Linked DNA regions of Homo sapiens: regions 2, 3, 4, 5, 6 and 7 are each linked to region 1. Evidence: chromatin loops called from intact Hi-C (ENCODE). Cell type or tissue: endothelial cell of umbilical vein. All regions are shown on one strand. Links, peaks and the distances in the headings refer to the core of each region. The heading gives the core; the rest is flanking DNA.

Region 1 (4,307 bases), core at 197-4,196:
TCTCATATTTTAAATTTTTTTCCAAACATAAAATGCATACATTGAATAACCTAACTTTAGGTATACTGAGACTTCATTTTATAATGAACAGTTACATGAAGAGTGCCTGCTCCCAAAAAAAGGAGTTATAATGCTTCAATTTTAAGTGGTAAGACATTTACTGGGACACAGAGTAAAATTATAGTGAAAAATGTGAAGATGCTATCTGAATAGTGATAAGATAATTTTATTGTCTATTTAAAGACAGGCCTTGGCAATTGGAAAATATTAGTTAAATCTTTTTTGAGCTTTTTGCTGTTATTGTTGTTTTTATTATGTTACTAGTTTTGCTTTCTTTCTTCTATCTTATAATATTTTCCCTAAAGAATGGGGTTAGTTATGTGGGGCAATCTAATATGATGGTATTTATAATGCTCTAAATTAAATTTTTGAGCTAAGAAAATCAGTCACAACACTTGAGATTTGTCAATTTTCTAGTGAATTATAGTTATCTGTAAACAGTTTTGATTATGAAACTTCTATGAAATCTCTCATTATTTTGTAACTTCTTTCCCTTATTTATTTTACAGACTAAGCCATTTTCTCTTAAGCCTATGTTAGCAGCATCTCCCCTTGGAAATACTATGATCATTTGATAATACTGGGTTTCAAACTCTAGATGCCTTTCTCACATTGGCTTCATAGTTCAATTCCATAAGTTTGTGTCAAGATACTACTACATGTAATTCAGGTTACTAGAGTTCCTGCTCTCAAAAAAAAAAAAAAAAAAAAAAAAAAAAAAAAAAAAAGGGAGTTTGGCCTGTCCAGAAATAAAATAATGTGGCAGAAAAGGTATATAAAACCTCTTGAGATTTTAGGGAACTGATTAATAGCATCTCTACCTTTTCACATCAGAGTCCTGAACCAACTAAGAGGTAGAACAAAGTATCAAGCTGCTACAGATCAGGATAGTAGCTTTTTGCATTATGGGCTTAAATGTGTATCCCCAATTTGGTTCCTTGAATTGAGCTTACAATTCAGATCAGCAATGCTCCCCTGCAAGTTCCCTGTAAGCTCACTATGCATCTGATAGAGCAGCATGCAGCCTCTTAGGAGGTAGGCAGATGGACAGTAAGAACCCTAAATGTCCTGGACTAAGCGTGCTTAATTTCTTCCCCCAAATTTGTCAGTTAGGCCAAGCATCCTCCCCACTGCCCCACCTGGGCAAGATGGATGAAGGAAAGGATCCCAAAAGATGTAAATGTTGCTCCTTTTTTCCCCTTTAGTGCATGCAGTGGAAATTCCCCATCACTCGGTTGGAATATGAAGAGTAAAAATAAGTGTTCCCATCCTAAAAGAGACAACATGAATTTCAATTCAAAGAAGAAAGATTCCAGATGGTTGGAATGATCAGGAAATAATTCAGAGAGAAGATAGTATCTGAGAAAGGCTTAAAAGAGGAATACAAATTAAACAGGCAAGATGAAAGAAAAGGGCTACCATAAGGAGCCTTGTAAAACGTCCAGAAGAAATAACTAGAAGAATTTCCAGGCTTCAAAAAGGACCCAGTTAACATTGGAGTGAATTTTTAATGAATTTAGTCAGTACGATTTGAGACTTTCTTTATTAATATTTAGGAGGCAAGGATAAGGCAGACATCATAAAGTGTTTACAGTTAGCAAGTGCCGTAATGTATATTTAACTTAATGTGGCATTCTATGAAAGTAGTGTATCATTACAATAGATGTTGTGGAGTTCAGGCTCTGTTGCTGGACAAATGAAACCAGTATCTGTGTCAGTCTAGGAGGAGTAAAGAAGGGAAAATAATGAACAGATTTATGGGGAAAAGCAGAAGACAGACGTCTATAATGAAAGAGAAGTTTTGGAAAATGGATTAATGCCCAGAGATAAAACCCACACTATAATTATGAAAATCATTAGAATTTTAACAAAAGGAATTTTGAGGGCCAAATAGCAGAGGGTCATCACTGGATGCTGAAATCACTAAGGATGCTTCTAAAAATGTTGGCACAATGTGGTGTAAGCTAGTGGAGAAAGATGGATACCCATCACAGAAGTTGTTGGTGACATTGATGAAGAATTAAATAGCATAAATACAGAAAAAATAAGTGGCTTCAGAACATGCTGTTGGTTAATAATCTGGAAGTGGTATTGGCTGATAAATAATATGGTGACGTATTCTCCTGTCCTTATAGAAAAAATAGGCTAGAAGGCATCAGGGAGAAATCGGGTTTCAATTAATAAAAAGTGTAACGAGCCTTGAAAAAGATTTGAGAATTTATTACAATGTGCAATAAAATGTAGCTAGTCAGTAACATATGATTTATGAGACACTAGCAAGGAAATGGGCCAGAGTATATATGTGGCCTGGGAAACAAGAGAGATCTAGGTAAGAAAAGGGAGTTGGGAACTATCAATAGCAAGGATTAAGAAAATGGGTTGAGAGAGAAGCTCCAGGAAACTGTTGACAGTACAGAAGGTGTCATAATTTAATCACTTCAGTCCTTTGGAATGGTATTGCCAAGTCACTTTGGGATGTTAAAAAATTATATTCCTTCAACACTTTATAATTAGGAACAGGAATTGGCATCATCCTATTGGAGCTTGCTGCTAACAACGTGGGAGTTTTTAGAGACAGATACAAGGTCTTGCCAACACATTCTAATGTAGTCACAATGCCATCCAGTGGTTACTTTGGTTACTTTACAGGTACTTTCCATTGCTCTTTAAGAATATATTTTATTTTATAGTTAATATTCATCAAAGTTTCAGAAAGCTTGTATGGAAAGTGTTTTATTATATCTTCAAAAATGGCATAGCAGGGATTTGATTTGCTATGTACTTCTAAGCTAATGGAGTTATATCCAGCTTGTTTTCTATATGTGTTATGCTCTGGGAAACATGATTTAGCCTGTCCTCTATCAAAATTAATGCAATAAGGAACCATGAAATAATGGGACTTACACTGTATTCAATTTTAGTTCTAATAGAAACACAATGGAAAATAACATCTGCGACATAGGCCTGGTTGATCAGAGGAAAGTAATGGACATTTGTTGCTGTGATTTTATTGGTGCTATGGGTTTTTTCCTTCACGGTATGCTCATCAGTATAGGGATAATGTAATAAATACTTTTGACTTCACTCGTATTTAGTCTCAGTTTGTCTGTAAGGTCATAATGAGCAAACTTAAATGGGAAACATTAATTTGGCAGCTGACAACATAAAATAAATCTAGCTGCCATTAGCAAGGACCCTTCTTAAAATTTTTATAAAAGCACAGCTTTCAAGTTTATTGCACATCTCTTTAAAAATGTATTTCAAAGTAACTTCAGAGACATCTATTTGGCACACTCAAACTTTTGGTGATGAAATTCCCTTTTGCCACTAAAATTCATTATTTGAATCTCCATGGTAAATTAGCTTTATGAGTTAGCTATTGTAATTATTTTTCTGTGAAGCAAAGGCAGGAGTAGAGACAATTTCATCATCTTATCATCATTTGTATGTGGAATCACTAAAGAGTTTACCCATGTGGAACCATGAAAGTCCCTGATTTACCCCTCTATCAGTAGGCATAAACATATCTAAACCACCCAAGAAACTGTACATTAATATTGCTTCTAAGACCTGGGGGTTGGGGGGTAGCATCCCCACAGTCAACAATGTTAAAGTGATGAAACATTTTAAATAATTTTAATGTTAAAATAATTGGAGCCATTTCTTGTTTGATTATTTTCACACTATTGGTCCTTAAACTGTTTAAATTTGGTTCAGAAAGTACAGAGCGGGCCGGGTGTGGAGGGTCACACCTGTAATCCCAGCACTTTGGAAGGCCGAGGAGGGTGGATCACCTGATGTTCAGAGTTCAAAACCAGCCTGGCCAACATGGTGAAACCTCATCTCTACTAAAAATACAAAATTAGCCAGGTATGGTGGTGCATGCCTGGAATCCCAGCTACTTGGGAGGCTGAGGCAGGAGAATCACTTGAACCTGGGAGGCTGAGGTTTCAGTGAGCCAAGATCACTCCATTCACTCCAGCCTGGGCAACAAGAGCGAAATTCTGTCTCAAAAAAAAAAAAAAATACCAAAGTGATTTGGAAAAGAAAGTGATATTGATGTAAATGATGGCAGTGTCTGCAGATTTTCAGGGGTGTAGGAGCAAGAGATCTAATGTTACCCAGACCGAGTGGCAAAACTGAAGATAATGACCACAATAGAAACACTTCACAGTTCACAAGAGTTATGGTGTTTTATCTTCACTCATGTAGCTAAATACTCCATGTTGATATTCATTTGTCAATAC
Region 2 (4,307 bases), core at 145-4,144, 940 kb before region 1:
TGAAATAAGTTCAAATGCAGGCTTTTCCACTTATTAGTTCCATTGCTCTAGATAAGTTAACATGTCTATGGTGGATTTAAATTATGCACACAAATTCTCTAATATTCTTGCCTTCAAGAGATGGAGCCTAATTCCTCTCCTCTTGAGAGTAGGTTGGACGTAGTGACTTGTTTCTAGTAAAGAAAGTGACAGGATGTGAATTTAGAGACAATATCTTAAAAAGCACGTTGACTTCCTTTCTTGGATGGCACACTCTGGAGGAAGCTTGGATTACATGCTCTAGGGGAAGCTAGCTGCCATGTTGTGAGGTCACACTGAACAGCCTCATAGAGAAATCCACCTGGCAAGGAAATGAGGTCTCCTGCAACAGCCAGCAATGAACTGAGGCCTTCTGCCAGCAATCCTGTGAGTGAGCCATTTTAGAGTTAATCCTTCAGCCACAGTCAAGCCTTCAGATTGCTGTTAGCCCACACAAACATCTTGGCTGCAGCTTCATGAGAGACCCTGAGTCAGACTCACCCAGCTAAGCTGCTACCAAATTCATGACCTATGGAAACTGTGTGAGCTAATAAATGCTTGTTGTTCTAAGTTACTAACTTGTGTTAATTTCTATTATACCATGTTATTTTAGTACTATTTTGGAAAGCCAGGATTTAATGAGGGTTTAATAAAAAATACAGCAGTGCTGACTATTCCAGTAGCCACTGACCCTATGTAGCTATTTAAATTTAGTCAAAATTAAATAAAATTAAATATTCAATTTGTCAGTTGCATTAGCTGCATTTGAAGGAACTCTGTAGCCATATGTGGTTAGCACTGTATTGGATAGTGCAGATATAGAACATTTTCATTAGTTCAGAAAGTTTTTCTTTTCTTTCTTTATTTTTATTTATCTACTTTTAGAGACAGGGATAGCTCTGTCATCCAGGCTGGAGTGGCACAACATAGCTCACTACAACCTTGAACTCCTGGGCTCAAGCAATCCTCCCTCCTAAGCCCTCCAAGTAATTGACACACGTGCCACCATATCTGGCTAATTAAAAAAATATATTTTTTTTAGAGACAGGATTTTACTATGTTGCTCAGGCTGGTCTAGACCTCCTGGCCTCATGTAATTCTTCCGCCTCAACCTTCTTAATACCTATAATTACAGGCATAAGCCACTGTACCCGGCTGATTGCAGGAAGTTCCGTTAGACAACATTGCTCTGTAGCAATGTAGTTTAAATTGGAGCCTGCAAATGCAAATACTAAACATGAATAATTTTTGAATGTTGTAAATTTTTGAATTTAAGTATTTAAGATTTTTTTAAAAAATAAACATACTCTGGATCATTTGGACAACCATCTTAAAACCAAGTTTTGCTAATTGATTTCTGTGCTCGATTTTAGACCTTGAATTTTTATGTTTATGATGGAGTTCCAGGCAGACTGTGCTACTCTTAAGTGTTGAGGGCTATTGTTAAAAGGACAGAGTCAAAATCATGCATAAACAATAGGTGATTAAAATGTGTGTGATGAATTCAGTCCACGGTGTCAAGCATGCTCTCTGAGTGAAAACTCAGTAGTGGAAAAATTCACTCATCACATGACTCATTAAGCATTCAACAATTCACTTTAAGCAAGACAATATTCTCTTTATGTTAAATTTATACTCTTCATTTGACTAGTCTCAATTTTATAATTTTACTGGTATTTGTAATTGCCTTTGATCTTATAGATGCATAGTGGTTATAAATACAAATACACTTTTAAGGTTATACATGCCTCAGTATATAATAATTCTATACATAATTCTCTCATGCCACCTTATTTGAATTGGGAAACTTTACAAAGAAGAAACCTGGGGAGAATACCCCAAATTTGCCATCTGCAGTGAAATTAACCATTACAGATAAGGATCAGGCCTACAAAGGAAGTCGAGTTTCACCTTCAGTTAACAGACTTGTATTTTAACCTGGGTCTTCAAAGAAAAGAACGCCTAAATCTGAAAGATCTTGTTGGAGGAAATTTCTTTCACATTGACACACGGATGAAACAGGTATTTCAAAATGGAGGAACTTCTTGCACTTCACAGCATACCCAGTAGGTGGCCTCACCTACACTTTTGCCAATGCATGTGAATGTAAGTGCTTCTTTGATGATGCATTTCATTATCTCTGTGAGACACCTAACTATTGAGAAGAACAGGCTTCTAAACAGAGAAAGGCTTTTGATGAATGCAGTAGAATTATATTAAGTAATCGGCATATCTTTTGTTATGTTGATTGTGTCCTGATTTTTATTTGAATCCGGTGAAAAGTAAAAAGGTCTGAATTTCTCCCTCAGCTATGCACGTGTTAATTCTTTCCAACAGCACACAGAGCTAAGTCAACCCTTTCTGAGTAAAACAGCTTGGCTTTGAGACCTGCTGTTTTCTCCAGCTTCCTCTTTTCCTGTGTCATGGAGTGGCCTTGAGAAATGCCTCTCCCTGTTATTGATGGGAACAACCCAACAGCTTTTAGTAACTGCCAATCTCACTTACTCTTTTCCTTCTTTTCTCCCTCAGGTCCATTTCCTTCCACTCTGTCTTGTCACCTCCCCCTATTCTGCATTCTTTATCCTTGCTTCATTTCTTTTTTGCTTTAATTACACTAAGCTGTAAATATTTTTTAGTTCTCTGAGACTCTCTTCACGTTTTTCATCCTGAAAGTGTTGCAATTAGCTTTTTTACTGACTGCTACTGACTTCCCATTGATGGCATTTACTTAAATGGTAATGTTATCTTTGTGACATATGCATTCAAAGAAGAAACAGGGCTTGCCTTCATATGTCTGAATAAAGGAAGTGCCTATTTTCTCACTAGATTATTTTCTGAATATCAGAATAAATTAGATCTCATTGAAACATAATGTATTTCTCAAAGGAACAATTTTATGACTGGGGAAGTCACATAATCTGACAATGAACATTTAGTTAGGTATAACAAATTGCGTCACATCCCTGGTCAAGTGCTTACCTACCTTGTAAGAGTTAGAACAAATACACCTGATTATTTGGGGACACCCAAGAAGAAATGAAATTTTACTGTACTTTATATACTATCTCATTCTAGTTCTTTTAAAATATTATTTTGTATGTATGTTGCAACACTCACAATTGCAATAGAAACACTCAGAGTGTTTCTAGATTAATCACTTAGCACAGTGACTTCTACCTTGATTGTAATTTAAAATAGTAAAGTTAGGTGACAGTGCTCTAAATGGCCACAATTGCATCATACTTGTTTCTGTACAAAGCTCTTTCCTATTTCTTAAAATGTTAAAAAATAAAACTCTGTCCATTTGTATAGAATTGGGTCATTAAGTAATGAACGACCTATTGAAATCTCATATGTTAGCTAAAATAAACATCAATTTAAAATTATCAGACTGGTCTCGAACTCCTGACCTCAGGAGACCAGGCTGACCAACATGGTGAAACCCTGTCTCTACTAAATACAAAAAATTAGCTGTGCATGGTGGCACATGCCTATAATCCCAGCTACTTGGGAGGCTGAGGCAACAGAATCCCTTGAACCTGGGAGGTGGAGTTTGCAGTGAGCTGAGATTGCACCATTCACTCCAGCCTGGGCACCAAGAGTTAAACTCTGTCTTAAAAAATAAATAAATAAAATTATAAAATTATCAGATTATATTTTCCTTGATATTTAAAATATGGAAGGTTTATTTTAAAAGGGTTTATCTTTTTGTTGTTGATTTCTTTTTAAAGAAGTATGCAGGGAAGTTTATATAGATAATTTCCTCATAACCAATATTCAAAATCCTTTCATGGATCCTTTAGTGACATTCACATCTGTTCTCAAGCTATTCAAAATAATTCCTGAAAGACTGGATAGATTATTATTTTAATAGTTAATGTAAGTATTTCAATGCCTTTTAGCAATGAACACTCTTACCTTTTGCAGTTAAATTGATATTCAATTTATTAGAGTTACAAATTCAATAATCACATTTGCCTTAGGTTTTCAAGCTATGTTTTATAAATCTTATGTCATTCAAAAATCTAAATACATTTTATTTGAAAAAGAACAGTCACTTATACTCTTTTACTTACTCTTTATGAAACAGGAAAATAGGGTGAAGAGGCAGGGAAAATAGGGTGAGGAGGCAGGAAAATAGGGTGAAGAGGCAGGGAAAATAGGGTGAGGAGGCAGGAAAATAGGGTGAGGAGCTAAGGTGGATTCACACTTCAGCTAGGACAGGAAATATCCTCTCCATAGGGCGTAGGCTGTAAATGACTTTGTAACTTTACTTCATTCTCTCCATT
Region 3 (4,307 bases), core at 187-4,186, 610 kb before region 1:
CTTCCCCTACACACATTGAACCTACTATTTAATTTTGTATGATGGAATCTTGCCAGATCAGTATGGGGAATATATTGTTTGGAATCTAGGTTGTTATTCTGAAGGTTTATTTCTTCTGGTAAAAACACAAGAACATTTTCACAGAATACGCAAGGTTTTTTGCTTGTTTCTGTTTGAGACTGCACAGTAAGTTGGCTAGCACAAGGAAGCTCCTACATCCTTGCAAACTTCAGTCAAATTGCCATGTAAAGTCATTGCCAAGTTTTCAAAATTGAGTCTGGACTGCTATTCCAATTCACCACCATTCCGCCTCCATAGCAGATGGTGTTCACTTATGCAGGGGACGCAGATGAAACGGCATGGTGGAGGTGTCATTCCACTGCTAAGGTTTTGAATTTTCTTGCTCTGAAGAACTCGATGCCAAAGAGTAACAACTTATTGATCTTCACTCTCTGTCATCAGCTAGTGTCCATCTTTTTTCCCCATTTCCTCCATCTCACCCACTCCCCAGCATCACTTCTGGGTCATAACTCTTCCCCTTCTGAATTATTTTTTGCAAGCACATTGATGTTTTGCTCATAATTCCTGAATATGCATTTTCAGTCCTGAACCTCAGTGCCTATCTAGCTTTCATATGTAGGCAACCTTATGGTATAACTGGAAGAATCTCCTAAATACTGAGACTTTTTGAAACCTGACAAAAAGTTGAAGAATAAGAGTTTGGCTCTTGGACTCAGATCAGACTCAGATTTGATCTTGACTCTGCCACTTGCTATCAGCATAGCACTGGGGCATATATTTGACCTATGCTATTTGTAAAATGGAAATAAGTATTCTTTGGAAACCTCACAGTGTTTGGAGAATTAAATGAAACTGAATTTATGTTTGGTATGGTAAGTGATACATGATTATGCTCTTCTCACTGCCAATTTCCTGATAGTCGTAAGCGTCCAACATTAGAATTACTGTCTTTGCTCCTTTACCTTCCAAATCAAATCCATCATCATGTTCTATTTATTATGATGCCCGTTTATTTTCTGCATCCATGGCTACAAGCTCAGTCCAGACCATCATCTCAAATCTATATTTTGTATTTAAATTTCTTTACATTTTTCTATCCCTTTAACATAATTAAATTTTCTTTCAATTTTGCAAACATGATTTTAATTCAATTATGTGCCATAGAGATTGCTAGGCCACATTTTCATTAGAGTTGCTTGACTCCTTTGTAAGGCACTATTATTTAAGGCTTGGGCTCTGGAACCAGACTTCTTGAGTTAAAATGCCACCTCAATAACTTATTAGCTATGTAACTTTTAATAACTTACTAATGTCTCTATCTCAGCTGCATCATCTCTAACAAGGATATAATAACAGTATCTTATCTCATAATGGTGGTTATAAGAAAAAAAGGGCATAATGGATATAAACCTGCTTAATACATAGAAAGCACTTGTGATTTTGTTAATCATTATTATCCTCAAATATTTCTTTCAGCATCAGCCTCCCATTTTGAACACGCACAATGACAACCTTTTCATTTTATATCAAAATGAAGCTTCTGCATTTTAGTTCTTTATTAACTTCCTCATAATTGATTCACAGTAAGTTCTTTGACACATGCCTACATCCACACATTAAGCCTGCACATTTACTCACTTATTTTCCTCTCCTCCATGGTCCTGAGGCCCCTAGTCATCTGTGTAATCTCTCTGCAATATGAATTCTCTGACTCAGTAAACCATTATACATATCCATGTTTCTTCATTTTCATTTGATGTATCTTTGGATTCAGTGCACTTCCCTAAATCATTCCCACTTTTTCTTCTAATTTCAAATATCCTGCTTAGAACTCCTTTTCAAGAATCTTTCCCTTTCTACATGCTTCTAAACAAATCATTCTTGTATTCCCTCTGTCTTCAGAACAATTATGTTCTATTTGTGCTATATTAAATCTGTTACACCATAAGCTGGCTTGCATCTTTGTGCTCCAGCCATACTGGTCTCCTGCTGTTCCTGAAGCATGCCAAACACCAATCCATCTCAGGGCTATTGTGCTGGGTTTTCCCTTTAACTGAAAACAATGCTTTTCTCTGGATATCTGCATGATTTATGCTCTCATTTCATTCAGGTCTCTGCTCAAATATCACCACTACAGAGAATCACCATGTCACCCTTACATGTTTCATTTTTCTTTCTAGCATTTGACATATGTAGCTAGCTCTTATGTTTATTGGCTTTTGTTTGTTTCTCCCACTAGAGGGCAGGACCATTATCTGTTTTGTTGACTGTTCAATTCCCAGCTCCTAGCACAATGCCCTTTACGTAGTAGACGCTCAATATTTATGGAATGGATGAATGAATACATTGTAACCTAGCATCACCACCAAAAATAATTCTAAATACTTAAAATGTAGGGACTATGTATTGGATTTTTGTAACATTCCTTCATATATTGCCATAGAGAGAGAAACATCTGGCTTCAGAACAAGACTGGCCCAAATCCCCAAATTCTCAATTACTATTTGAGTAAATCCAAGTAATTTTCTCTCTGAGCCTCAACCTCCCTGTATATAAAATAAGCATAGTCATACTCATTATGATGGATAATTTTATCTGTCAACTATGGTGCCCAGTTGTTTGCTCAAACACCAATATAGATGCTGCTGTGAAGGTATTTAGATGTGATTAACATTTAAATTAGTAGGATTTTGAGTAAAGCAGATTACCCTCCATAAAGCAAGTAGGCTTCATGCAATCAGTTGGCCTTCAGAGAAAAGACTGAGGTTTCCAGAAAGATAAGTAATTCTGCCTCAAGACTGCAGCGTAGAAACCCTGCTTGAGTTTCCAATCTGCAGATTTAGCGCTCAAGATTGCAGTATCAACTCTTCTCTGAATTTCCAGCCTGGTCTGTTCTATAGATTCCAGACCTCCTAGCTCACATAATTGTATAAGCCATTTCCTTAAAATCTGTGTGTGTGTGTGTGTGTGTGTGTGTGTGTGTGTGTGTGTGTGTGCATGTGTGCATTTATATACGTATATACCATATTATTTTTCTCTGAAAAACCTTGACTAATAAAGCTACTTTACTTGAAGTTAGGATTAAATGATGTAATATGTTTAAAACTCTTATTAAATAGTAGCAATTATTACATGGTGAGTAAATAATTTTGCCAGGTTATTATGTCTGCCACATGGCAAGGGCTTAACAAGTATTTGATGAATGAATGAATAAATGAATGCCAGAAAGTGGATGTCTTCTGAACACATATTATTCCAGATGATTGTAAAAGCACATATGGCCAGCGTTACTCATTTCTTAGTATTATTTGAACCAGAACGTACAGCACATTGCATTCCCTGTGAAGGTCTAAAAATGTTATATACATATGCAACATTATTCACTGAAAATAAATCAGAATTTATTTTATGATAGCAAAAGTACTGTTTGAAAATGAAAGGAAGTCGAATGCCAAATTGTTCCATGAATCTTCCAGCAGCTTTGAGATAAGCATAATTTTATATATCTGAACACCCTTCATGAGAGTATTTTGAACACTAGTTAGCTAATTGGGGCAATGTTCTTTGGGGGAAAAACATATTATATAAATGTTGAGTATTTTAGTTTAGATGGAAATGGGAGGTGGTAAGGGATTACAAAAATATTTGAGCATCTGGAAATTAAGTACACAAATTTTAATATATAAATTCAGATGGTGCTCTGGTGAGACCGTGTTATGTTCTAAAGGACTAAAAAGATTGAAACAGTCACTGCTGAATTTTAGCAGATTTTTATGTATTGTAAAGGTATTTTTGCAGTATATGAACTCAGAGGCCTATGAGATGCCCTCACATTTGGGGTCTCCTCAAAGATATCAGCTAGAAGACTAAGAGGTAGACCTATTTGGCAGGGAAGGCAGGGCAAACACCAGGAGAGTGGTAGGAGTCTTTAGTGCCAGCAAGCATATTCTCAAAGCTTCTCCCATATAGAGACATTTAGGGAGTGGATAAGAGGAGAAGGGAATGATTGAAAGGACAAAAACAGGATGCTGGAAACTAAATAGCTTATCCTCGGTTTTGCTTAGCTTCTCAGCTAGAGTCCTTCAAAAGAAAATTATATTTTTTAATTCTACTAGGATTCTTACTGTGGTAAAAATATCCTGAAATTCAGCAGCAATGCTTGTTATCTTCCAGCCTTAATTTAGAACATGGCTCAACCCTGTTGCCCCTGTCTTTCCAATGCCCTGATTTGGTATTTGGGGATAAATGCTCTAAAGAGAAGATATTTATTAATTGGGATCACACCC
Region 4 (4,307 bases), core at 208-4,207, 170 kb after region 1:
GCCTGTTATTTAAAAGGTGACTCTGTCAATTGTATTCTAAGAGTAAATTTCAGGAAACCAATTAAGAGGGTATTGGAGTAATCTATATGAGAGATTATTTGATCACATGGTGAAGACTATAAGGATGGAAACAAGTGAACTTATTGAGAGATTTTATGATAAATAAAATCAGAACTCAAAAGAAGTCAATGATCAACGATCAGTGATAATGCCCAGTTTTCTGGCTTAAGCAACCCCTTGGATGCTAATATCATTTGTTGAAATCGAGTGAACCAGATTTAGAAGAAAGATCATAAATTCAGTTTTTGGCATTCGAGTCTAAAACGAGTGTGAGATATTCAATGACTAGTGGACAGTTAGATATAAAAGTCTGGGGCTTAGAGAAAATATCTAAACTAGAGATACAAACTGGAGAATCACTTCCATATTATAACTAAAACCATATACTGGGATAAGATTAGTTTATGAAGAAAAGAAGTTAGTTATAACTACACCCTGCAAAGGGAGACCAAGAGTGAGTGGCCAGGGAGGCAGAGAAACTAAAATCAGGAAATCATTGTATTATAGAATCCAAGGAAAGAAAGGGAGTCAATAAATTCTGCTGAAAGTTCATGGAAATGAGACCTGCAAAATATTAATGGTTCGGTAATATGGATGTCATTTGAAATCTTAGTAGCAACTATTTTAATAAAATGATGGAGAGAGAAATCAATGGAACATGAAAAAATGGGGACAGTGATTGTAACCAATTTCTTCAAGAAATTTGGCTGTGCAAAGGAGCAGAGAGACATGGCACATGTAGAAAAGAGGATAGTTGAAATAGGAATTTTGTTATGATAATAGCGAACACTCACACAGTACATTTTGTGAGCCAGGAACTCTTCTAACTCCTTTTTTACATACTAACTGATGTAATTCTACTGACTCCATCACTATTCTTCCATTTTAGAGATTAGAAAAGTGAGGCACAGAAGAGAAAGTACATTGCCTGAGGCTTAGTAGGTAATAAGAAGCAGACTTGGGAATTGAACCTAAGTAGCCTGACTATAGAGTCCATGTTGTTACAAAGTCACTGAGGAATCTTCTAAGCATATTTTAATGTTGAAAGAAAGATCTCAAATGTTATTTTGTCTTTTGTCAGTAATAAAATATTTGGCACATACTCCCAATATTTCTGTCTTTCTATAAATCATATATATATTGTGCTATACCAATATATGATGTGTTTTATAAAACATATAAATGAAACACAATTTTGAAAATATGGGATAAAAGTAAATATAAATAGAAGGTCTAATATTGTCTTCTCATACTCCAATGGATTATCTTATGAAATCTGCAATGAAGATAACTAAAGAAGAGAGGGAAAGGATAGAGAAAAAGAACTGAGTGCATTTACTGGTTTCGACTACATGTGCAAATTTCCACAAACTCCGTGGCTTAAAACACCCATTTATTAGTTCAGTCCAGTAAAACAGAGAGAAAAACTAGACAGGTAGCTCTAATAAAGTAAAATCATGGAAATATATGATTTCCCAGCCAGAAGAACCTTCAGGACTGTGTTATCCAGACCTGTTTTATAAAGACAAGGAAGGTGGATCCCGATGGTTAAGCAGTTGACCACATTTCACCTCCTTCAAATCCTTCTTATACAGACATTCCCTGAACTTCCTGTTTCAAATTGCTATCCTTATTCCCCACCTACTTTACATGTTTCCACAGCACATACCTCACCAAACATGCCTTTTATTTTACTGTTATTTTGTTGACTTTGCGTGTCTTACTGACCACTGTGCCCAAGTGCCTAGAACAGTGCCTGGCACAGAGGAGGTACCCAATAAATATCAGTTATACCAAAAAATAGTGAATGAATACACATGGTGGTCCAGTGCTCTTTCCACCACTCTATACTGTACTTTACTGTCACTTTTTGTTTGTTTTTGTTATTGAGACAGGGTCTCGCTCTGTCTCCCAGGCTAAACTACAGTGGCACGATCTCTGCCCACTGCAACCTCCACCTCTTGGGCCCAAGTAATCCTCCCACCTCAGCCTCCTGAGTAGCTGGGGCTATAGGCACGCATCACACCACACCTGGCTATTTTTTTGTATTTTTTTGTAGAGACAGGATTTCACCAAGTTGCCCAGGCTGGTCTCAAACTCCTGGGCTCAAGCAGTCTGCCCGCCTCTGCCTTCCAAAGTGCTGGTATTACAGCCATGAGCCACCACACCCGGCCTACTGTCACTTTTAAGAAGCATTTTGATTTTCTATTTTCATCCTTATTTTGATCACATCAGAATATCTGCTTTTCTGTGAATTATTATTTCTAATGGGACCACAAGTGTATCAGTTAATCAAAATATAAATTATGGACATCATGAGGAAATTTTGAATTTCTAAATCATAAAGTGGAAATCCATTTTCAATTAAATTACATGAATTTTACACTTACAGAAGAGTAACTTGGTTTAAGCTGTTCAAGGGGTATAGTACTGTGTACATGCATTCCTGTGCCTAGAACACTCATGCCCTCTTGTGGACAGGGTTCATCCTGACTTCCTGCCGAACCTTCCTTATCTCAGCTCAGGTAACCGCTCCTCCAGGACACCTATATGTCCCCTGCCCTCCTCCTCCTCCCACAGACACCAGCTCTGGTTAAAAGGGGAAAACTAGAAGGCTTGTCTTAAAGCTACATTTGCATGGCCAGCACATTGGTTTTACAAAGAACATGCATTTGGGGTGGCTTGCAGAAATTTATAACGATTATTGAGGGAATAAATCTCTAAAGTCCCCCTCTCCTTAGTTACTAGACCCTGGAAGGTTTCAATCTTCACCTCCTATAGCATTTGTGCCACTTCTGTAGTACAGTCAATGCATTATATTTTTACTCATCTAGGTATCCATAGAGCCTAGACTAGAACCTAGAAGAGTCTGTGGTGGAACTCAGTAATTATTTTTTAATAAGAAATGAACGAATATAAACCAATGAGTTACAGAGTATGCCTAAAGAATAAGCATCCAAAGATACACTCTCTTTCACCTGAACAATTTACTATACATTTGTAGACTAGGCCAGATTCAGTCTTTCTAGCCTGAACACATTACACAGCAACATTTCACACTGTGACCATCTGGTCCATTAGATGTAAATACCGATTTGGCAGATACTTCAGGAGTATGAGAGTAATGCAGGAATAAAATGAAGTTGAAAAATGCTACCACCCAAAAGATATATTTAAAGCCACATATTATCTTATTAAAATTAAAAACCTAACATTGTCCTTCATATAAGTGAAGACTGTTTTAGTATTTTTACTAATGGGGACTATGCAAATGGTCTGAATTTTCATTTGAGAGATAATTGGGTCTCCATTTGTATGTCACCTCTAAACAAGACTCCCAACCTCAGAGAAAAACCATCTACTCATCAAAGAATCTGTTGCCAATTTAACACATAGAAAAATCTTCTTACAATTAACATAAATAGAATGTCCTTTTAAAATGTCACAGCATTAATTCAGGTACTTTTGAAAAACTCACTCAAGAGTACAGTGTTTCCATCAAATGTATGAACTTAGCCCCATTTGCAAAGGTCACTAAAATGAACCCATCTTTTTCCACATAAAACGATGTATGGGGCTACAGAGCCATTAAATAAATATTCATTTTAAATCAAGCTTTTTATTTATCCATTGGAGATGACCTCTGTTCTAATTATCTATAATGCTTTTCAAAAAGGAAAGGTATTTTTGTCGTTGTCTAGTAAATCATTAATTTGTGTCTATTCAATGGCTGCATTTTTTTAAAAATAATGAAATTATCAAGCTGCTCAGAACAAAGCTGCCTTCTGATTGTCAGCTGTATATTCTAAAAGAGCAGGTAAATTTCTCTGAATCTCACAGCTGGAACTTTTCTAACACTAACTGGCAGTTTCCACCTAGTGATCAAGGCAATTGACTAAAATAAATTACACATAAAGCTGAAATTCCTAATAGTAATAAGGCCCCTTCATGAGATAATCACACCAGCAAAAGCACTCATGTGTTGGCTGCAACCCTACAGGGTCTTGAAATTATCTTATAAAAGCTATACCTCCAGAAATGGTTTTGTTTCTAGTTTCATGACAGGGCTAATATGACAGTGTCCATAGCACTAGGTACAAAGGAGGAGCTCCAAACAAAATTCGTTACTTGACTGGATTAAAATGGAGACACTGTTGTTAAAGCACTAACATCAGTGCTATTTACAAAGCAGATGACTGGTGAGGACCTCATTTCAATACAGTCAACTGACAATTATTTCGAAGCTT
Region 5 (4,307 bases), core at 209-4,208, 700 kb before region 1:
TGCGATTATAGCTTTCACAGCTATCTCACTTAATTGCTATATCAATTGTATGAGGAAAGGAAGGCAGACATTAAGCTGGTATTCACCATATAAGACTGTTCTGATTGGTCACACTTCTTTTCTGATTGGTATGTGCCTGTGCCTTAACTAATTGATAAATATTTTGAGTTTAACCCTTGGAGGCAGAGGCATTGTTGACCACATTTAACAAATGAGGCACAGAGACTGAAAGTCCAAGGTCATAATGTTTGTAATTATTTTAGCGGAGATGTGAAACTACTGGGCATGTATGTCATCAAGCCAAGAGCAGCCCTTAACTTCTCCCTCTGAGCATTCAATTATTTCTCCTTTAGCCAATGGCAGAGAAGAAACTTTTTAATAGAGGGCCAAGAACTCTGTATATGTAGACGGTGGTCTCTGTCAAGTTCACCTCCTAGGCGAGTCTCTTCTTAGTGGGCCAGTGGTTGTTTCTAGTTAGAGCTCCCCACAACATATCATAGGCATTGTTTAGTTCTGTGGAGTCATCTTGTATCCCATCTGGTGTACCCTCTTATGTTAGCCTTTAAGTTACTGAATCTAAAAAGCATGATTAAAACTGGCTACCTTGTAGTTGCCCTCCAATAGGTATCAAATACATTTTAAACACAGAACTTTCTCACAAATTTATTTTATGTAACAAATATCTACAAAGCTGACTTTTGTTGTCTATCCTTTTTGAAGTCTAGAATTACTAAGTTTTAAATGTGTAGATAATCATGAAAGTGGTGCGTCAGTAAAATGCTGAATAGCATAGTTAAATGGGATCTGGAATTGCTCTGATGGGGAATGTTCAGAGACAGAGATGACAGCTACTTAAAGGGACTCATTTAGGTAATTTAAATTGCTTGCATATTGTGTATAAAACATTCTATCTTCTTTAATAATGAGCAACAAGTTGAAAGCCTAATGGAGTAGGCAAGACTGAAGTCCCATTTATGATGAATCCTTTGATAAATCAGCCCTAAAATTTACATTTTATCTTTCGTATTCTTAAAAGTAGATAAGCAGAAAATTTTTTGGAATTAGTTTTAACAAAACCTTTTGATTAAAATTTTCTTTGTTGAAACTTATCTCAAAGATTTTTTAATAGTTAAAATCAAATAACAGAACATTAGATTTGGAGTCATTTTTCTCTGCAAGAGCTCATAGAAATATCCTTTTAAAAATATTTCAGCTAAAAAATCAGCTATAATGGCAATAACAGTATCATAAACACATTTTTAATTAACATTGCATTAATTAAGAGCACATAGATTAGAATCTAAGAAAATGTATGCCCATGAGTTTATTTGCAGGTGTATTAGTGCAAGTTTATCAATATTTTAGTAGTTTTAATTATTTCACAGAGATTTAGAATCTACTCATTAGAGTCTGATGAGCACAGGGACTATCTGGAGAAAGTGTGAGTTATATCCTGAAAATATCTCTAACATCAGTTCCAGTTGTGGCCTATAAATAGTATCAATCTCTCTATCTCCCTCTCCTTCCACATCTGATAATTCTGAGGACCAATATATTCTAAGTAAATGATTTTATATTATATTTTCTTTCTCCTCTTGAAACTTTATTGGTTTAATCCAAGGTCTCATATTTTTTTTCTGACACTCAGCATTCCATTTCCCATTTTTTGCCTTTTTAACAAGGGTACCAAATTCCCCTAGCTACAGTCATTTTTTTTCCAGTGGGTATTTAGCCAGTCCTGACCAAAGTCCCCCTGCTCCCCACTCCCACACCCCAGCACAGCAATTTGTTCAGGGATGGGACTGTCACTCAAATTGGTGCAATCAGACTGAACCTTGGGTTGTGTAATATGGTTACAGAGAAGAGGCACTCTCATCCTGCACAGAGTAGAACTTGGGAGGATGTGGCCCTGCAGCAGATGGTAGCTGTCTGTTCACTTGAAAGAGCTATGGAAAATTGACACTTTCCTTTTGGATTAGAATTTGAAGAATATAGCTAGAGGTCTCTGGCAGCTTTCTTGCCACCAGGTGGAGCCTGAGATAAAACCATCATGAAGGAAAGCAGAGATGTCAGATAGAATGAGTCCTGGGAACCCAATGTGAACTCAGTAACTGTTTCATGAAGTTACCCTCATGAGACAATTTTACTTGAGATTTCTGTAGCTTGTGACCAATGGATGCTAACTGATCCATCTTTAGTCAAAAGTGCAGATTCCGTATCACGAAGTTCAAGTTGCTTCACAATGAGCATTTGATTACTCTCTTCGGTGTCAGCTGTCACTCTGTTCCATAGCCATACAGTTTACTGCCAGACAAGCTGAATGTCTCACCATTTGCCCATCCTTTCATGATATTTTGCCTTTGTGTACATGGTAAATTCCCACTCATTTTTTGATCAGCTCAAATATACATTTTCCAATAATATTTTCTCTAACTCTCCAAGGATGAATTATCTATTCTCTGATTCTCTAAGGATTTTGCTCATATTTTGGTTACTGTATATAGTAAGAAAAAAAATTGTTTAATACTCACTCTCACAACTTTTCTGATACCAAATATGAGTAGGGGTTCCCACACCAACCAGTTCTTAGCTGACACCAGTAATTTAACTCACTTCTTACACTAACTACCTGGAGTTAGCACAGACCCCACAGATTAAGGGCTCAGTCCCATAAAACTACCCTCATTTCTCTCACCAGTCACAAGTCCAGAGCCTCCCGTACTGACAAGCTATTAAACAGGAGTTCTCACAATCCTCTCTTTGGGTTTGATAATTTGCTAGAGTGGTTCACAGAACTCAGGAAAACAGTGACTTAATGAAACTGCCATAAAAAACCTTAAACAATAGGGTTTAGAGAGTTCCCAAGCTGTTGCCACATAGAGGTACTGTGAGGGTGGCATGCCCAGAGAGGGCATGGAAGCCCCATGCACTCTCCCTACCACATCTTACCCTATGCATCTCTCTCATTTGCCTGTGTCCTTTATAACAAAATAGCATATGCATTGTTTTTATGCATCTCTCTCATTTGCCTGTGTCCTTTATAACAAAATAGCATATGCATTGTTTTGTACTGTATTTATGAACTGGAAACTGTGTGTTATTAAAGACACTAGAGGTTACAGCAATGCTATCAGAGTAGCAAGAAGAAAAGTCACTGCGTCTCTTAATAATCTGTTGACAGATTTAGACCTGAGAACATTTTGTGAATTAGGTTAAATGTGCTAACATTTTGAAGAAACTGAAGGATTAACTTTTAAGCTCATTAGATCTGCAAATGGCTAAGAAATAATGCCTAGCTACTAAAAATAGATCAATTTCTTTTTCCTGAAGGCTTCAAATGGCATGTTTATTAAGTGTGCACTTAGAAATTTTTTCATTTATGTTTATCTGGTTTTTGCCTTCTTTAAAACATTTCTGAAATTGCCTGAACACAACACAGAAATGTTGCAAACGCACACTCTCACACCTCTAATTTCCTACCTTTGAAATAAATATTAAAATGGTGTTCATGTTTGATTTAGGTACATCTGGCTGGGGCTCAGAGTATGGCCATTCTCTCCAAATTGTTTTAATTTTTTCATAACTAAGAATTTGGAGAAGTTAACAGACATAAGTTTAGGTAATTAAGTTGTACTGCTAATTAGGAATAGTGGTAGACTATGTGAATGATGACTTACAAAGGTCATAAGTGAAAATTAAGGGGCATGTGAAATAAACTTAAACTGAAAGTATAAGTTTAACAGGGAAATGGATACCCTACATAGGATACCATATATACCACACGTTTCTATTTATACTTGCAGTTCTACCCATTTAAATAATTTTAAATCAATGCATTCTTTAAAAAAATTAAGATAATTGAAAACAGTGTTTATCTAACAAGGTTGCTGGCACAGTACTTTCTAAAGCAAGAATTACCGATTTGTATTATGTATTTAAGTAGTAGGGAAACCTCTAAACTGCAAATTAAGACAGTTTTAACTCAGAATTCTCTTCTTCCAAATTGCATTATTTAGAATAAATTTTAACTATATTCTCTACGTGTTATGTGAAACAATACTCCACTGGACTAATTCTTTCTTTGGGGGTGGGGGAGTAGCAAAGGAAGTTTTGGCTTGCTATCAGCCACATGGGTACAAGTACATAAATAATTTAAAGTCAGGTGGTCGGCTATGGTGGCTGATGCCAGTAATCTCAGTGCTTTGGGAGGCTGAGGCGGAAGGATTGCTAGAGGCCAGAAGTTTGAGGTATGCCTAGGCAACAAAACTAGACCCTCTGTCTTTACAAAAAAGAAAAAAAAAAATAGC
Region 6 (4,307 bases), core at 105-4,104, 990 kb before region 1:
AGTAATGAGGAAACTATAGAAATTCAACACAAGCTTTCTGAATACAGAAGTAAAAGTGATTTAGAATGCCATCTGTAAAAGTAAGGCTTGTGTATTTTTTTGAAAAACATCTAAAGGCTAAATTCAGAACCAGTCTGTGCTCAGACTAAGTTTTCATTTTATTATTGTATACCAGTAATCACTTGGTACCACAGATGACTGCAATAAGAAAAGCTCATTGCTGAGCAGATTCATCTGCCACTGTATATGTTCATCTAAAGACTTTTGTTGTTTTTTTATGAGCTTAGTGTCCCGATTGGAAGGAAAAAAAGAAACTTTTTCAGATGTTAGATATGATTTTGGAGTAATTTTAAATCACCTTATTGACATTATTTTTGTTTTGCTCTGTCTTTCAACTGTCTACAGATTTATAACAATATTACAAATGGCATTATATGCTTATAAGATTTTAACATCACCTTTAAAATGAGAAGTGTTATGAATGATTTCATCATATTTTTCTTAATTCAAATGAGACCAAGTCCTCATGATTTAGTTAAAAAATAATGATAAGCATGTCGAATGGTTGGATTGTCTATATTTGTGAATTCAGGAATGTATAATGTGTGAGAGAGAAAAAGGTTAAATTTCCTTCTTGGGAAGGAAATCCTATTTCATATCTTATATTTCTTTATTTAACATATTAACATGTTTTATTTAACAAACAAGCTAATTAACTCTGATAAAAGACTTGGTGCTATTTTCTCAATCAAACCAACTCAGTTTTTTTCATGTTTTCCATCTTCATAACAGAATGAAATTGAAATACTGAAAGCTGAAAATGACCGGTTGAAGGCAGAAACTGGTAACACAGCTAAGCCTACTCGGCCACCGTCAGAATCCTCAAGCAGCACCTCCTCTTCATCTTCCAGGCAGTCATTAGGACTTTCTCTAAACAATTTGAACATCACAGAGGCTGTTAGCTCAGGTGATTTAGTGCACATGCTTGCCTGAATCACAGCATACCCATGAGTTAACGGGTGGGAAGCCTGGAATTTGGAGAACTTTACGTACTCTTAAAAATGTTACACTCTAATTCTCAGAAATAGTCCTAGTTTGATCTTATAAATCTAGTCTACTTAGTTATAATTTTAAAAGCACATTCTCTGTCCAAAAGTCAGTCTTAGAGATATGGTCTTCATAATATTTTTAAGAAATCACTTTTCCCTAGGAAGTACTTTCTCCATGATTCTGATGATGAAGAAATACTCTCAGTGATGATAATTAGTACTTATGGATATAATAATAACCCCAATGACTTTTATTAAGTGTGCAAAACCCATTTATAAGTGTAGCAGGCTTTATTTTCTAAATCTGACTTGATGAACCTGTGTGATGCTGCTCTGAGAAAACAATAATGCTACTGTCACCCAGTCTGCAGCTCTATTAAATTTCCAACAAAGATAAAGAACACAGTACTAGTGATGGAACAAGGGTACAGTTTTGATTTGATTGCAAATAGAATCATATGACATAATGTCATCTTAATATCTCATGAACCATTCAAGCATAAAGTGTAGCTGTTTCTGTGGAACAGTTCATTCAAGAGAATCATTTCAAGGATAGAGAATTTAGTCTATATAATATTTACATGAGGATCTATGGTAATTGTGAAGCACGGCCACCAGATGACGCTTGGAAACCAATAATATGTATGTTCCTAGCCAACGTTAGATTCCATTATAGAATGGAGATAGTACACTGCTTGCCTTAAATCATATTAAAATACAGAAGGAGAAGGAGAAGGGAAATGACATGGCATGCTGATATTGATTACATTTCCAATGAATCACATCTCTTCTAAAAAGACAGAATGTTAAAAATTCTGCTATTATGGCTGCTCTTCATAATATAAAATAATGGCCTTCATCTTATATGTAAAAGACAAGTGGGCACTCCCTGTAATTTAAGAAAACAACTTTTGTAAACTTCTGGTGGGGATTAGAGAAAGAAAATAAATTCTGAGAATAAGCATCAAGTACAACTAATGTCAGAAGCCAAGTAAAAAGCAAGAGATTTCAGAATTAAATGAACTTATAGATCATTAGGTAAAATAAGACTGTGGAAGTGGATGGTAATTTGAGTTTGTAAATTACACATAAAGTATTATCCACACTCAACAAAATATTCTGCAAAAGAAAGAACGCAAATGTTTAAATGTATAGAATCTGGCAGTTCTGAACAACATCCTCTATGTTGGCTTGTTGCTGATGGACCTGACAGAGAAGTGAAGTAAGATCTACATCTCATAATGACCAGTGCATTTCTGGATCCTCAGGCTTGTCTCCTAGGAAAAGACAAAGGCCAGTACCTTATAGGTCAGACTAATGGTAGGGTTTCACTGCCTTTTATAAAATTCTGTTTTATTTTATGAAAATATGATAAGGTTTGAAGGAGGCAAGTTTAATACTGAAGGTGGTTTAGAAAAAACAGACACATATAAAAAAAACTTAGTATCTAGGAAAAATAGAACTCATAAAGATAAATATAAAATCAAAGAGTTTAAATTTACAATTTCTATGTTTATTGGTCTTAACACATTGATGGCCATGATTAAGAATTTAAGGCAATTTTTTAGGAGGAGCCAAGTTTTACGTTTTTTTAATACCTTTTTTTACCCATTCCCTAAGTTATTTTTAATATATCTTATTTCCTTAATTATTTTTCAATAGTGATACTTATGTCTGAACTAAAAAAATTAAATCACACAACCAGAATATTGTTTTCATTACTTTCACTCTTGTGGAGTGGGTTCAACACTTGGAAATCAAAACTGCCTTTATGCTGGGGCTTTTTAACAGACAGACTTTCTAAGTTTCATGATTAATCTTAAGATAAAGAAAGTAGGCAGGAGAGAGGATAATTGGCAAATATCTAGTTCCTGAAATATTAATTGCATGTTCCTTGCATCCAGTAAAGACAGACATTTCAGAAGTCTTCAGTTTTTGGCCAGAATTTTACTCAATTATAGCCAGAATGGCAGACCTCTTTAATTTTTCCTTCAAAATATAGACAGAGGACCATGACTTATTTTCTAGTAAAAAACAAAACAAAACAAAAACAAACAAACAAAAATACAGAAGGCTCTCACATTAATCTTGCTGTTTTTCCTGGAGTTGTTTCATCAGGTGACCATCCTGTCAATATTCTCTGAACTGGGGAGATTCGGAGTCATGATGTGAGCCACCCACAGTCAACAGAAGGAGTTAGAATAAACACAAATAATGGCTGGAAGAGCAAAACTTAGTAAACACTGAGGATGAAGTGCTTTAAAAGTATTATCTTTTATGTTCTCAATAACTCTACCAGGAAGGTGCTGTTAAAGCCCCATTTTATAGCTGAGGAAGCCAAGACTTAGGAAAGTGACTGTAACAATTTGTTCAAGATCATGAAACTAGTAAGCAGCAGAACTAATAATCAAACCCTGGCTTGGATGAATCCAGGACCTGGACTTTTCACTATTGTGTTAATTTTGCTTTAAATAGCCACATAATAAAAGCAAAGAATAGTTATTCACTCATCTTTGGTAAATATTTATCCTACTGTTGTCAGGAGAAATTTCATATTGTAAGTGTAGTTTTTAGAAGTAAATATGGCATGAAATGAATAACATATTCCAAGGCAAATTTAAGCAGCTTATGTGGATCAACAATCAGGCCAACCTCCTTTGCTATGGACTACTTGGCCATGTGTGATTTGGTCCATACTTATTTCCATCCACATCATTTCATACTACTCCTCACCCTCCCCTTGTCTCTACATTCCTGCTACCCTAAACATCTCTGTGTTCCTTTAACATACCCAGCTTACACATCTCAGGGTTTTGCACTGTTTTTGTTGACTGAATCTTTTTCCCTTGTTCTTCACTTATCTAGCATTCCTCAGCCTTCTGGTCTTATCTCCAAATACCACTTCTTCAAGGAAGCCTTCCAGGATGACCTATCTATCTAGAGCAGGCTCCCTTCAGTTACTTTCTGTTTCATTGTTTGGTTTATATTAGCAGAGTGCTTAAACTATTCTGAAATACATACTCCAAAAAAACAAGGAATTCACTTTCTTTCTCATCTTGGTATTCATTCCCAATATGCAGCAAAATTTCTGATACCATTTATACCTAATAAATATTGGTCAAATATTTTTGAGCATTTATGAGTAATTAAGACAAGTACTAAAGTAATTTGATCACAAACTACCAGAAGTCTAGATGTGAATAGCCAATGGTAAACCACTCTAAACTTCTTAAAAAGGAGCAAGATAATTAAAATGAC
Region 7 (4,307 bases), core at 170-4,169, 1.0 Mb before region 1:
GAGAGCAAGTGTCATTTTTGATTCATTGTGGATTGTTTAACATGTTGCCTAACAAATAGCTAATACTAACGTCATAACTTTTTAATTAATAAATTTGAATGGATAAATGGCCACTTATTGGCTTATAGAATAAATAAAAACATTTTTATTCAGTCAAGTGTTTCATATTTTTTATCATCTCCAGGACATTGGGCTTGCTCAAAACCATTGTTAAAAAAAAAATGGCAAATAATCCAGTTCCATCATGATATCATTAATCCCACACCTAAGCTACTGAAAAAAATATATTAATATTCTGGCTCATTGCTTTATTTTTATGGTAACACCCACCTGGTATTAATAACCACAGAGTACGAAAGAAGGCAAAGGTTAAAGCAAATAATAGTTTTGAAAAATTGGTAGTGAAAAAAGTCATGCTATACGGTATGTATATAATAGATATTTAATGATTATGCTTGCTACTAGTATATGTAACAGGACTATTATAGATTAACAAAAATGCGGTGAGTATATTTCTTGATTATTTTTTAAAAGAATAAATTATTATTTAAAAATACATGAATTATTTATTGATTCTTGAATCTTTACCAGCTTTCTATAATTCTAGGAAGCCTAGAAGCAGAATTGGGCAGGATAAACTGGCAAAAAATGTAAAAAGTAGGCCGGGCACGGTGGGCTACAGTGAGTTGTGAATGCGCAGTGCACCTGAGTGATAGATCAAGATCCTGTCTCAAAAAAAAAAAAAAAAAAAAAAAAAAAAAAAAAAAGAAAGAAAGAAAGAAAAACAACAACAAAAACAAAAGCAAAGTACTAGGGAAAACTAATAGACATAGTTACATAGTTAATTGTGCCATATGTTTTAAGGCAATGAAACTTTTATCTTAATATTCCTTGCTTACTTTTTATTCAAAAACCAAACTGTGTATAAAACCTTAAAATTATTAGGATCTAAAAAATAAAATCTTTCCTTAAAAATCTAAAATTGAGATGTAAATTATTCAAGAGTGCTTTTTAAAACAGTTTTCTTATAAAGGCTATTAGGATTCTACCACTTAGCCACTTTATTATTTAGCCACTATATTACTAAGTTTACATATTTTTAAAGGTAGTGAAAATATAGGGAAGACAAAGCTCAGGTTAAAAGAGTTTCTGGCAAATAAAATATATCCTGATGGTTAGACTACTTTGCTTTATGTTTTCTGAAAGAAAAGCAGTAAAAAACAGTTCAGGTAGTTTTGTGTCAATTAATCTAGAACTATACCAAAAGTAGACATAGAAAACGAGAGATTGTTTTTCAGCTTTGGATCTGCTTATGGCAATAAGCAGACTTGTACTATTCAACAACATTATGCATTCTTCAGCTTTTCCCAGAATAAGGGAGCTTCCCAAATGCAATGGTGCACATAACTCATTTTCTGGCATTTTGCAGCCCAGCATGAAGAAGAAAAACAGAGCTAGGAGTTTTCTGGAAGTCAAGTCAAAAACACCCTGCAAATTCCTATGGCAGTCCTCCTTTCCATAAGCTGCATAGCCAAAAATGTTTGCCAGACACTTTTATCACTGGGTGTTTCAGTGTTTTCATTGTTTAAGCGTTTTGCTGACTTGTGATAATTAAAATTATTAATAATCATTAAAGAAAGAAAAAGTAGAAGTAAATAATGTTAATTATCTGTGGTTATCAGTAGAGGTCTGTATGTTACCCCAGCTTTATTTGACATTGTTTGTGATCAGTAAATCACAGAATAAAATTCTGACATCTAAACCTTGGCTAGAGGTCTCTATAATTTTATGGAGTCTGTTTCCTACAATCTGTATGAAAGATACTTCAATATTTTAAGTTTACATGCACCCATCTTTTTTAGAGTATAATTTTATAACTATTTGGTTTATGTTGCTTATGATTTACATCTTAGAGTCTTTTAATTCTGTCTTTTGCTTAAAGGAATATTATGGATCAAATGACCTATATTTTAAGAATACCTTATGGTTTATATATTAAGAAACATTTATATAAAATTCTAAAGTAACTTGCTTGTACTATTTCAATTGAATAACTTAATGTATTTCATTCTATTCTTCTCATAGTAGATAATAAAAAGTACATCATGATTATTGTATTCATTTATACTTGTGGAATTAATTGAAAATAGTTTTTATAGTTAAAGTCTTTCTTTTTATTGTTTTACAGGCTGAAGAAAAGGCTCATTCAGAGGTAAAAAAAAAATATGCAATATTTTAATATTTTCTATTTTAGTTTGCATTCATGATGAAATTAGTCTTGTGACCACTAGAGGGCTCTGTGATACAATAGCAGAACTCCACAGGACTGCTGAAGTAAGGCAGCTAATTGATAAATGGTCTTTGATATTGCCTCTTAAAAATAAAATGAAAGGAAGTTTGTATAGCAAGCTGTCCTTTCACATTCTAGATTGAGTCTTAGCTCAACACCTAATAAGTTTTCTATAATAGTAAGCACTCATTAAGTCATTGATAAATGAAGGTCTATGGTCTTCCTATTTTATTACAGTCTTTTTCCCACTCCCTGTAAGACCATCTACACAGGATAATGGTTGAAACTTGGGCACCAAGCCTCCACAACACAGGATACTAGCATCTCAGACTATCTGTTTTGTGTCATTATCTTGTTGCCTCTAACTGCCATTTTATGTGTGGTGTGTCACCTATTGTTCTAATCACATATTTCACAAATACATATTTGGTTGCACTCGTGAGCAAATCAAACTGCATTCAGGAAAGAATACTATTTTAATTTCCCTTGGTAAAACATTTGTCCTGGTCAAAGAGAGCAGGAGGACTTTAATTATGACTTTATTCAAGGTGAGGTAATGGCTGTTTGATTGGTTTACACTGAGGCAATCAGACAACAGAGAAAAAAAATGCCTTAACAACAGCTTTTGCAAAAGTATTCCTTTCCTTTGAAGTCTTATTTTATTAGCCTTTAAAAATAAAATTTGTGCTATGTTTAAAAATATTTGAAAATTATTGATTAAACCAATTTGTCTTTATAATCTCTGAACCAAAGAGTGGATATGATTTTTAAAAATCAAAGTGGTTTTATTTACATCACATGGACATGACAAAGCTTCTAACACTGATCATAGTATAGCTACTGAAGCATCGAAATGCTACATCTATTTGCCTTAGTAGTAGTTATTCAACTCCCCTTTTATCATTGATGCTGTATCATGAGTTATGGTTTAAAAAAACAATTTCAATCACTTTACAGTTTCCTGGATTATATTTTAAAGATACTGGAATCATGTAATAGAGACTATTTAATTTGAGAAATGCTCTTTGAGTTTGGATTCATTTATGAATAAAATAGACGCTGTATTTTCTGAAATCATTCATAGTCATTATCTTATAAATGTAAAGCAAATGTTATTTTAGACTGGGGTGTATCTGTTCCGGAAAAAAAAAAAAAACAGGAACGAAGTAGAATCACATTTGGTGAAATTATATAAGTGTCTACTGTTTCCAGCTTAGAGTTCTCTACTTTGTTAGAGTGTTTGAGTTGACCACCATTTATTTTCAACAAAATCTAATGCCCGGGGCAAAAACTAGACAGTTAATAAACTATGTCAAGAATTCTCTTTCAAACTGAGACAGCATTCCAAAAGTTCAACTACAACTATAGATAAGATTTGTTTTTGAAGAAATGAGAAGCATCAAAAGTAGAATGTTTAACATCCAAGTAACTGAAATCCCTTGAGACTAGATATATACTTATAGAACCTAGTGTCAGATTGTTATAAATGTTCTATCCTTATTAGTCACAACATGAGACTTGCAGAACAAACTGCAGAAAGTGCTTGAATTAAAACTTTAAACATGATATAATATATCCTTACCCTTTTCTGTTTCAGTTTTATTGGAGTGTGAACTTAACTAAAAAGAAAGATACCTTAGAATATACATTATATTGGTTTATCTAATTAGTTGCACCTATCATTGGTTTTTTCCCCTGATTTTTAAGATGTGGATAAGCTATAAAGCATCTCTGAGCTAATAATAACTCACTAAATAAAGGTCTTGATAATACAGATTTGGGAAGGCTTCTCTGCAGTCATTGAAACTCCAGCCAATAACAATTTAAATGTGAACTGATTAAATGTTGAATTAAGCCCAAGTTTTAGTGATTGCAGGATATTCCATAGCCTTTGAGAAGTTTTCAAACTATGAGAAATTAAAATGTACAGAGGAAAAAAAAACCTAAGATTTTCTGAAAAAGAACATGGAGTATCTTTTACTAAAAAAGAACAAGAAAAATATGTGTGTATATACAG

What was found. Hi-C counts contacts between places; a loop is a spot of excess contacts. Peaks named below come from ENCODE experiments on the same cell type or tissue, not always from the same donor. Only the 100,000 strongest peaks of a DNase experiment are listed, where the experiment ranks them.
Region 2: a loop joins it to region 1, with 10 times the contacts of the local background. A loop is called at or near these places in 4 of 110 quality-filtered maps.
Region 3: it touches region 1 in a loop (15-fold over the local background); 8 of 110 quality-filtered maps call a loop at or near these places.
Region 4: it touches region 1 in a loop (2.3-fold over the local background); 6 of 110 quality-filtered maps call a loop at or near these places.
Region 5: it touches region 1 in a loop (13-fold over the local background); 12 of 110 quality-filtered maps call a loop at or near these places.
Region 6: it touches region 1 in a loop (4-fold over the local background); 10 of 110 quality-filtered maps call a loop at or near these places.
Region 7: a loop joins it to region 1, with 8 times the contacts of the local background. A loop is called at or near these places in 12 of 110 quality-filtered maps.

Annotation. Positions count from the first base shown.
Region 1 is chr12:79,172,219-79,176,525 of GRCh38, forward strand. The region is part of intron 3 of SYT1 (synaptotagmin 1); the gene reads left to right. It overlaps LOC124902973 (a long non-coding RNA gene), which reads right to left and starts at 750. Exons shown (of 2, transcript XR_007063386.1): 1 at 1-750. In endothelial cell of umbilical vein, for the core only: no CTCF peak of the experiment used is centred there; a DNase peak (open chromatin) is centred at 2,663.
Region 2 is chr12:78,227,604-78,231,910 of GRCh38, forward strand. No RefSeq gene overlaps it. Among named protein-coding and RNA genes, the nearest start is that of LINC02424, 130 kb to the right of the region's middle. In endothelial cell of umbilical vein, for the core only: a CTCF peak has its summit at 2,070 (motif pointing right); a DNase peak (open chromatin) is centred at 2,088.
Region 3 is chr12:78,560,542-78,564,848 of GRCh38, forward strand. No RefSeq gene overlaps it. Among named protein-coding and RNA genes, the nearest start is that of LINC02424, 200 kb to the left of the region's middle. In endothelial cell of umbilical vein, for the core only: no CTCF peak of the experiment used is centred there; a DNase peak (open chromatin) is centred at 2,270; H3K27me3 peaks cover 253 bases.
Region 4 is chr12:79,342,523-79,346,829 of GRCh38, forward strand. All of the region lies in intron 8 of SYT1 (synaptotagmin 1), which reads left to right. Among named protein-coding and RNA genes, the nearest start is that of MIR1252, 75 kb to the right of the region's middle. In endothelial cell of umbilical vein, for the core only: a CTCF peak has its summit at 2,561 (motif pointing left); a DNase peak (open chromatin) is centred at 2,529.
Region 5 is chr12:78,468,745-78,473,051 of GRCh38, forward strand. No RefSeq gene overlaps it. Among named protein-coding and RNA genes, the nearest start is that of LINC02424, 110 kb to the left of the region's middle. In endothelial cell of umbilical vein, for the core only: a CTCF peak has its summit at 2,028 (motif pointing right); a DNase peak (open chromatin) is centred at 2,027.
Region 6 is chr12:78,180,079-78,184,385 of GRCh38, forward strand. NAV3 (neuron navigator 3) reads left to right here. Exons shown (of 40, transcript NM_001024383.2): 30 at 793-967. Among named protein-coding and RNA genes, the nearest start is that of LINC02424, 180 kb to the right of the region's middle. In endothelial cell of umbilical vein, for the core only: no CTCF peak of the experiment used is centred there; a DNase peak (open chromatin) is centred at 1,673.
Region 7 is chr12:78,144,181-78,148,487 of GRCh38, forward strand. NAV3 (neuron navigator 3) reads left to right here. Exons shown (of 40, transcript NM_001024383.2): 21 at 2,189-2,212. Among named protein-coding and RNA genes, the nearest start is that of LINC02424, 210 kb to the right of the region's middle. In endothelial cell of umbilical vein, for the core only: a CTCF peak has its summit at 2,290 (motif pointing right); a DNase peak (open chromatin) is centred at 2,421.